Linked DNA regions of Homo sapiens: region 1 is linked to region 2. A link is an interaction called in ENCODE POLR2A ChIA-PET data of the cell type or tissue named here. Cell type or tissue: PC-3. All regions are shown on one strand. Links, peaks and the distances in the headings refer to the core of each region. The heading gives the core; the rest is flanking DNA.

Evidence for each region. Peaks named below come from ENCODE experiments on the same cell type or tissue, not always from the same donor. Only the 100,000 strongest peaks of a DNase experiment are listed, where the experiment ranks them.
Region 1: POLR2A ChIA-PET joins it to region 2 with 5 read pairs; 5 of 35 experiments call an interaction of 5 or more read pairs at or near these places.

The regions. Positions count from the first base shown.
Region 1 is chr1:168,130,955-168,135,347 of GRCh38, reverse strand. All of the region lies in intron 1 of GPR161 (G protein-coupled receptor 161), which reads left to right. Among named protein-coding and RNA genes, the nearest start is that of GPR161, 3.8 kb to the left of the region's middle. In PC-3, for the core only: no CTCF peak of the experiment used is centred there; no DNase peak of the experiment used is centred there.
Region 2 is chr1:168,229,138-168,233,530 of GRCh38, reverse strand. SFT2D2 (SFT2 domain containing 2) reads right to left here. Exons shown (of 8, transcript NM_199344.3): 2 at 1,931-2,017; 3 at 1,612-1,697. Among named protein-coding and RNA genes, the nearest start is that of SFT2D2, 5.3 kb to the right of the region's middle. In PC-3, for the core only: no CTCF peak of the experiment used is centred there; DNase peaks (open chromatin) are centred at 2,590 and 3,430; H3K27ac peaks cover 1,269 bases.

The sequences.
Region 1 (4,393 bases), core at 252-4,251, 98 kb after region 2:
CACACAACAACCTTGTGAAGCTCTACTAGCCCATTTGATAGGTGAGGAAACTGAGGCTCAGGAGAGATGAAGCATTCTTGCCCAGCTAGGTAAGCAGCCCAGATTGAACTCAGATCTTTTGCCTTGGTAGTGCTTTTCACGTGGTTTCCTGATGGCACACAGGTGAGTTCTTTAACTCAGGGCTTCTCCCTGCCCTGTAGCTCCACTGCCATAACATCAAGAATAGAGACCCCTCATTAAGAGGCCCGCTTGACATTTTGGAACTAATCCAAGGCCGCAACGATATCCGAACCGTTCTCTTTGTGTTGCAGCCTGGTGCACTGTGCGTCCTCTGAGAGGTGAAGGAGCACTGTGTGGTCAGAGGGCTGCGAGCTCTCTGTTTGGGTTCCGAGGAAGACAGAATGGGCTGAACTGGAACTGACCTAAATGTCAGCAAGAGGAGGTACAGTTCTGTGGTGTAAACTCCACTGCCAGCAGGGACCAGTCAGGAAGCCTGAGTGCAGGAGGCGGGTGGACAGGAGGGCTGGGTGGGAGCTGTGTGCTGCTAAGCCTGTCTCCAGTAAGGGGGCAGCTGCAGGTGCGGTGGGGCTCCAGCACATGGTTGCCTGATCTTAGTTTTGGGGGAAACTGTAAATTTTTACGGAAAACAAGCTTCATATATTTTTAAAGATAGCAACTGATTCAAAACATTTTTTTTAATGTGCGTGCAGTTTAACCAAATTATGTGTGCAGGCTGCTTGCGTCTTCTGTGTGAGACCTTGGGAAGCACTGACTGTCATTCTGAGATGCAGTAAAGCATGACAGCAGGGGAGAAATGGTGTCTTCTTGCTGTTTTTCTATAAGAACAAAAAACATCAACAGAACTAGAGATAGCTATCAGTGCTACCTGGAGTTTGGAGGAGGGATTGACTTTATGACTCCATACTTCATTCATTCACCCAGTACTCGTCTATGACTCTGTTTCTACACCAAGAGAAAAGGCTTACAACTAGTTTTAATCTATTTCCTTGCACATTTTATGTGCTCAGCAGGGGAGAGGATAGCATTCATGGCAAATATGTTCAGGGAGTGCTGGAGCATAAAGGAAGGAATTTGCAGTTGGCCAGGGGTAAAGCATGAGGAGGTATATTTCAATTTTATTTTAGTTTGTGTTTGTTTTATACTCAAGCAATGGGTGAGAGAACACTGTGTTAAGAGCACTATCTGAAGTCAGACAGCCTACCTCCCAGCCCTGCCCCTTATAAACTTGTGACCTTAGGTAAATAATGTAAAGCATTCATGGAATATAGTAATTTTTCAAAACTAAGAGCTGTAAATATTTTAAAACACAGTAACATATAGGAAAATAAATTAAATTCCCCTCCACCTCTTCTCTACTCCTTCTCCCCACCTTTGAGATAACCACTGTAAATGTCTGTCTTTTTAGGTCTTTTTCAGTGTGCTCAATATGGTCACCAAGCCTGGAAACATAGGTGAATATATAGTTTATTGCTATTATATAAAACATGATAAAAAAGTATTACCTACATTTCTCACTTTAGGACCAACCTGAATATATTGAATATACTTGAAAAAATACATAAATGAAGCTGGGCATGGTGGCGCACACCTGTAGTCCCAGTTACTTGATAGGCTGAGGTGGGAGGATCGCTTGAGCCTAAGAGTTCAAGTCCAGCATGGACAACATAGTAAGATCCTGTCTGTTAAAAAAAGAAAAACATAAATCGGGTCATATAATAATGCTCTGTGGTTTACTTTTCTGATTTAACAATATGACTTAGAAGTCATTCAATAACAATAACAGATACATTGTACTTCATTCTTTTTAATAATAACATAGTATTTCATAGTATCGGTTCCCTATAAATTATTTAAACATTCCCCTCTTGATGGACTCATAGATTGGCTTCCAATTTAATTTAGATTTTCTGTGTATCTTTATCTGTGTACATGTACAATATTTCTGGGTAAAAATTGTTCCTGGACGTGGGATCTGTGGGTCAAAGGAAATGTACATTTTAAGTGGTTATTTAAGCAGAATTATCTTTGTTTATTGAGGTCTGGAAGATTGTGTAGAAAAAGAGACTGAATTATTTACTGTATTTATTTAAGGTTATTTGTTTGAGAATAAGTAGTGAATTGGAAAGGTATAGCATTCAAAAGTTATAAAAGGCAACATCTCCCTCCCACTCCTCTTTCCTAGCCCTCTTTTTCCTTTTTTGGGTATAACTAATTTTACCAGTTTTTGTGCATTCTTTCAGAAATAGTCCATGCCCCTACAAGCAAATAAAATGTACCTTCTGGGCTGGGCGCAGTGGCTCACGCCTGTAATCCCAGTATTTTGGGAGGCCGAGGCAGGCAGATCATCTGAGGTCAGGAGTTCGAGACCAGCCTGACCAACATGGTGAAACCCCATCTCTACTAAAAATACAAAAATTAGCCGGGCATGGTGGTGGGCACCTGTAATCCCAGCTACTTGGAAGGCTGAGGCAGGAGAATCGCTTGAACCCAGGAGGCGGAGGTTGCAGTGAGCCGAGACTGTGCCATTGCACTCCATCCTGGGCAACAAGAGCGAAACTCCATCTTAAAAAACCAACCAACAAACAACAACAACAAAAACAAACCTAAAAATGTGCCTTCTGTTTTCTCTCTTTCAGAAATAAATATGATAGCATATTATATGCTCTGTTCTACATAGGGCATTAAAAAAGTTCAATCTAGATCTTGGAGACCATTTCTTTTTTTCTTTTTTTTTTTTTTGAGACGGAGTCTTGCTCAGTCACCCAGGCTGGAGTTCAGTGGCGCGATCTCGGCTCACTGCAAGCTCCATCTTCCGGGTTCACGCCATTCTCCTGCCTCAGCCTCCCGAGTAGCTGGGACTACAGGCACCTGCCACCACGCCCGGCTAATTTTTTTGTATTTTTAGTAGAGACGGGGTTTCACCGTGTTAGCCAGGATGGTCTCAATCTCCTGACCTCGTGATCCGCCCGCCTCGACCTCCCAAAGTGCTGGGATTACAGGCGAGAGCCACAGCGCCCGGCTTGGAGACCATTTCATATCAGTTATGGGCATTTTATTTTTATGAGACAGAGTCTTGCTCTGTCGCCCAGGCTGGAGTGCAGTGGCATGATCTCGGCTCACTGCAACATCCACCTCCTGGGTTCAAGTGATTCTCCTGCCTCAGCCTCCCACGTAGCTGGGGTTACAGGCGTGCGCCACCACACCTGGCTAATTTTTGTATTTTTAGTAGAGAAGGGGTTTCACCATATTGGCGAGGCTGGTCTCAAACTCCTGACCTCCGGGGATTTGCCCACCTCGGCCTCCCAAAATGCTGGAATTACAGGCTTGAGTCACCGCGCCTGGCCAGTTATGTGCATTTTAAATGCTGATGTATTCTTCCAAGTTTACTCTAAATTGATTGCTTACACTTCCTCTAATTCCTCCATCAAATTCTTTGCCAATTTTTTTAACTGAGTTGTTTGTAATTTCATCAATTTGTGAGGCTCTTTTTAAATTCTGGTCTTTAATCCTTTTCTTGTTAATAAATCAAACATCTTTATGTCTTCTTCCCCAACTTTGCTTATTGTACCTTTGATTGTCCAGAAGTATTTAATTTTTATGAAGTGAAAACTCTATCACTTTTCTTTGTTTTCAAGTTTTCTGTCTTGCTTAGGAAGTCCCCTCCTACTTCAAGAGTAAATTTTCCTAAATTTTCTCTTTTCTCTCCATTCTTTCTTTGCTTTTCTCCATTTAAAAATATTTTAAATTTCTGCTTTTCCTTTATTTATTTTCCCTCCTTGTCACTTTAACCAATCTATATTTTCTTTGACTTTTATAGTAACTTTTTTTTTTCTTTTTTTAACCAAGTCTTAAGGATGAGCTCTTCTCCAGGTGGGTGAGGAGGAAGAGACAGCATTATGGGCAGTGATAACAGTGTACAGAGCCACAGAGTTGAGAACAACAGTGAGTGTTTGGAGAACTGTGAGCAATTTGGGATGGTCGAGGTAGAGGGTATTTGCAAATGAATAAATTCTGCAGGTGGCAGGGAATAGCATGAAATGGTCTGGCTGTGTAGGGGACAATCAGTCTGGCAATAGTTGGGAGGAGAGATTGGTGTGGGGGGTAAGGGTGGGGGTGAGATCGAAAATAAGAAGAAGAGAGAAATGCCTGTTAGTAGTCCAGGGAAAAGATGGTGAGGCTCTGAGCTGGGGTAGTGGCAGTGAGGATGAAGTTTTGACTGAGAACTAGTGATGCATTGGATGTCTGTGATAGGAAATGGAACCAACTGCTTTACACACACTATCTCATTCAATCCTAGAGAGTCAGTATGGAAATCCACAGCTCAGACATGTTCATTAATACACCCATGGTGACACAGTCAGAAAGTGTAGTC
Region 2 (4,393 bases), core at 234-4,233:
ATGCAATCAATCATTTAATTAACATCCCCCATTTCCAGCCAGACACAGAGCTAAGTTTGGGTACAACTGGGGACAAGATACACGTGCAGCCCTTATCAAGTGGCTTACAGATCTAACAAGTCAGTGTAATAAAATGCTACCTGCACTGGCACATAAATATAGATGTGATACTGAGAGTCCAAAGGAAGAGGTCATCAATTCTGGAGAGGAGGAGGTAATCAGGAAAAGCTTCATAGAAGAGGTAGCTTTTGAGCCAGGTCTTAACAAATGAGCAAGTATCTACCAAACCAGGGGAGGTACAGATAGGGCAGCATTCCAGGCACAGAAAACAACCAAACAAGGGCACAACGGCATTTTGGGAAATGCAAGAAGTTCAGCCTGGCTGGGAAGCACACTGGATAGGGAATGGGACAACGGTGAAGCCAGATCTCAAAGACGCTTGACTGTATGCGTGCTGAGGAATTTGGACTTCATTTGTACAGACAAAACAGGGGGCCACTTGAGGGGGCTAAGCAGGGCTATAAACGAATGGCTCTACAGCTCAGTGGAAAATGGCCTTGAGAGGGGCAATGGAGGAGACAGAGAGACCAAGCAGATGCATCTTGCTCAGGTAAGGGTGATAACAGGCCAAAGCTAAGGCCAGCTCAGATATCACCTTCTCTAGGAAGCCCTCCCTGACTCAGGTCGTGTCGGCTGCCCCTCCTTGAGAATTTCTTTCCATATCTTGTTATATCATGAGTTATATGTCTGTCTGCCTGGCAGGGACCAAACTGGACTTGTCTTTGTATCCTCTGAGCCCAGCACAGAGTGTGATCAATGCTTACCCATTGAGCATGCAAGTCAGTCAGTGAAGCACAAACAGCCATGGGGACAAAGAGGAAGGAGCCAGTAAGACAGGGTTACATCAAGCCCTGGTGAGGAATCATGGAGGGGAGACTTGGACCCCCAGGACTCTGAAGCCATTTACAGAGACACAAGGGAAGGGAAAAGGGGGAAACAAGATGACTGAGCTCAGGTTCCTGCAGGTCATTCAGGTAGAGGCCAGGCCAGTGCTCCCAGTTGGAGAGGGTGGAGTTGTTGGCACCAGTGTGACTGAAGCATCAGTGTGAATGAGCTTGACCTGGAAAATGTGTGCATCCACAACATGCAGAATGGGCTGCCCACCTCCAGGAAGCGCTCAGATGCCCTGCCCACATGAGCTGCTACTCAGGTCTGGGAAGGTCTGACACTAAATAAAAACCAGTTTCCCTTATGGCCACTGGAGTGATGAGCCCTTTGAAAACCATCAACTCAATCTCTGACAGCAGTAAGAATACAGCAAGCAGGAGGACTGGGTTGTAAACCCTGGAGAAATCACTGAACTGCTTTGTGTCGCAGTTTCTGTACATGTAAAATCACGATGGCAAAACATTTGCTGCTTTCTCCCAGGTGTTTCAAACTAAGATATAAAATGTTTTCAAATAATAAGATATGAATGTGAGATATTCTAACTACTTCTCTCCAAATTCCTTACAACTACTGGAGCCTCCTCTTTCACCTCCCTCAAGGGCAACCAACATCCATTTTCCCATCTAATGATTGGCTAAAATTGGATTTTTAAAAAACAGTTACCTCCCAATTGATGCGATATTACCAAAGGTATAAAACACTGCGAAGAGGTGTAGTCCCTTCCTGGGCACCCACAGCAGAACAGTACCCTGGAATTTAAAGTACAGTGTTTGCACATGAGCAACCCTCCCACCCGGCCACACAAGCAGAGCTCCCAGAGGAAGCCCTGAGGAGTCCGTTTCCCTCCCCACCTCCCTTATTCCCCTCTCCTCTCATCCATGCATTTTAGTGAAGGGCAAAAGGGGAAAGGAGGTGGACAAAAGGGGGAATATATAGCAAAGACAGGTAGAAGGAAAAGACAGAGGAGGAAGGGAAATCTTACCAGCAGTGAGCAGAGAATTCCTATAGCAAAACACGCAATGAAGCCTTTTATCCTGGTACTCCAGCTTAATGAAGATGCCTCAACAACCTAAAATTGAAAAAAAAAAAATACATATACACACACATTTACTAAAAACAAAGCAAGCACATAACTAAATCTAGAAAGTGTTAAGTTGTATTAGGGAAGGCAAGGAGCACAGAATCCTACACACTCAGGCGATGTAAGTCATCAAATCCAGACTTTATCAGAGCTGTAAAGTTATTATGCAGACATGAATCTCCTCTCTAGCAGCTGACAGCTGTGCCTCCAGCTGAACATCTTCAGAGGTAGAAACTCCTTGCCTCAAGCACAACCCATTTCAAGAACAGGAAGGCAAGACAGCCAATCCTAGAGTAGCCCAGAGCCTTCCTACAACCCAGGCAGGATGAAGACCACACCTGGAAAGGCATGCGTCCACCAGGGACTCACAAGTCCACCTGGGATCCTCCACCAGGCAGGGTCCCAGGAAATAAGGAAAAGATGAGGGGACGGCACTCAAGCAGCTGCTCCACTGGTCATCGTCTCCTACATCAACTCTCACCCACATTATTCACTCTTGGTTCAGATATTGTACTTACAGGATGCTGGCATCAGCCAACTCATCCAAGTGGGAGACAGATCCTGGTTAATTAATTACTGTCCTGTTACATCCTGAGTCTTTGCCATCATGATTAATCCCTCCCTGGAGCAAAGTTCAGGGGAAGCCAGGAGTTCCAAAAACACTACTGAAACAGGAGAGCCTGTGAGTAGCTCCCAGTGGTTCTTTTCCCATGTCAAAAATGACAACAGCCAGGCACAGTGGCTCATGCCTGTAATCCCAGCACCTTGGGAGACCAAGGTGGGCGCATCACCTGAGGTCAGGAGTTCGAGACCAGCCTGACCAACATGGCGAAACCTTGTCTCTACTAAAAATACAAAAAATTAGCCAGGTGTGGTGGTGCATGCCTGTAATCCCTGCTACTTGGAAGGCTGAGGCAGGAGAATTGCTTGAACCTGGGAGGTGGAGGTTGCAGTGAGCCGAGATCATACATTGTACTCCAGCCTGGGCAACAAGAGTGTAACTCTGTCTCGGAAAAAAATGACATCAAAGTTTTTGCACTGGTGACCCTACCAGTCTGTCCACCTGATGCAAGTGGGAACAGTTGTTCCAAGCTGGACAAAGACAGCTGCCGTAAGAGACCAACACCACACAGGGCAGCTAGGCCATGTATATTCACACAGGGCTCACCTTGTATGGCCAGCATAGTCTCCATCTAGCAATGTGGTCAAAGTTTCCTACTATATTTCCACCCAGCTGATGGAAGAAGGTAGGTAGTGGCAGAAAGTCAAGAGTCATTAGACTGGCAACTCCGTCAGCCTTGACTACCCCCAGCTCAGGGATCTGTTTTCAACCCTGTCTCCAGAGTTCCCGTCAAACCAGAAGCTTGAAAAGAAGGATGAGAGGCTCCCCTCAGGTGTGGCACGTATTGCCAAAGACTACCTTACTCTCCACTCAGGAGAAAGGTATTTAGGTCAGGTTATACATTCATATATATGGAACTGGGCTCATGACCCTGCACAGAAGGCACAAATTAGGGATGATAACAGACAGCAGGGGCCCAGTGTTAAGATCTGACAGATGAGCCACCTGGTTTTACGCTGAGGTAAACCTCTCCTGGAGGAGTCTGGTTTCCCAAACCCCCTTGGACTCCAAAATGAGCCATGTGATGATGCTCTGGTAGCAGGCTTTACAAGGCCCCAGACAATCTAGTCAGGCTACTTCGGACTAAAGCATTTAAGCTCTCGCCAAGGACAGAATAAAATGAGAAGCTACCACTCTTCCTAGTCATGCAAAAACCAAAGAACTTACCTTGCCAAGGTGCGAAAAGAACTAGCTGCAGGTGGGAAGAAAAGAGCGGTAGTAGGATTGGCCTGGCTTGTTCGTAGGAAGAAGAGTGGTAGTGGGATTGGCATGGCTTGTCTGTAGGAAGAAGAACGGTAGTAGGATTGGCCTGGCTTGTTCACAGGAAGAAGCATGGTAGTAGGATTGGACTGGCTTGTCAGCAGCAAGAAAAAAGTGGTAGTAAGATTGGACTGGATGGTTCCCTGAGCACCACATGGCATCAACACGGATAATTTTAAAAGATTCAACCTTTCTATTTGAAGAGGATAAACCATAAGGTTAAGAATGAAATTTGAATTGGCTTTGACATCTAGATTGCTAAATAACCTCAACAGAACAGTGAGATTCCAGAGAATGGCCTGAACCCGGGAGGCGGAGCCTGCAGTGAGCCGAGATCGAGCCACTGCACTCCAGCCTGGGCGACAGAGCGAGACTCCGCTCAGTCTCAGTGAGATTCCAGCCCTCACACAAATCAAAATAACCACAATAGGAAGCAGTTCAGCCAAGAATGTGTTTCTGGTTTCTACCTTCAGAAAGGAAAG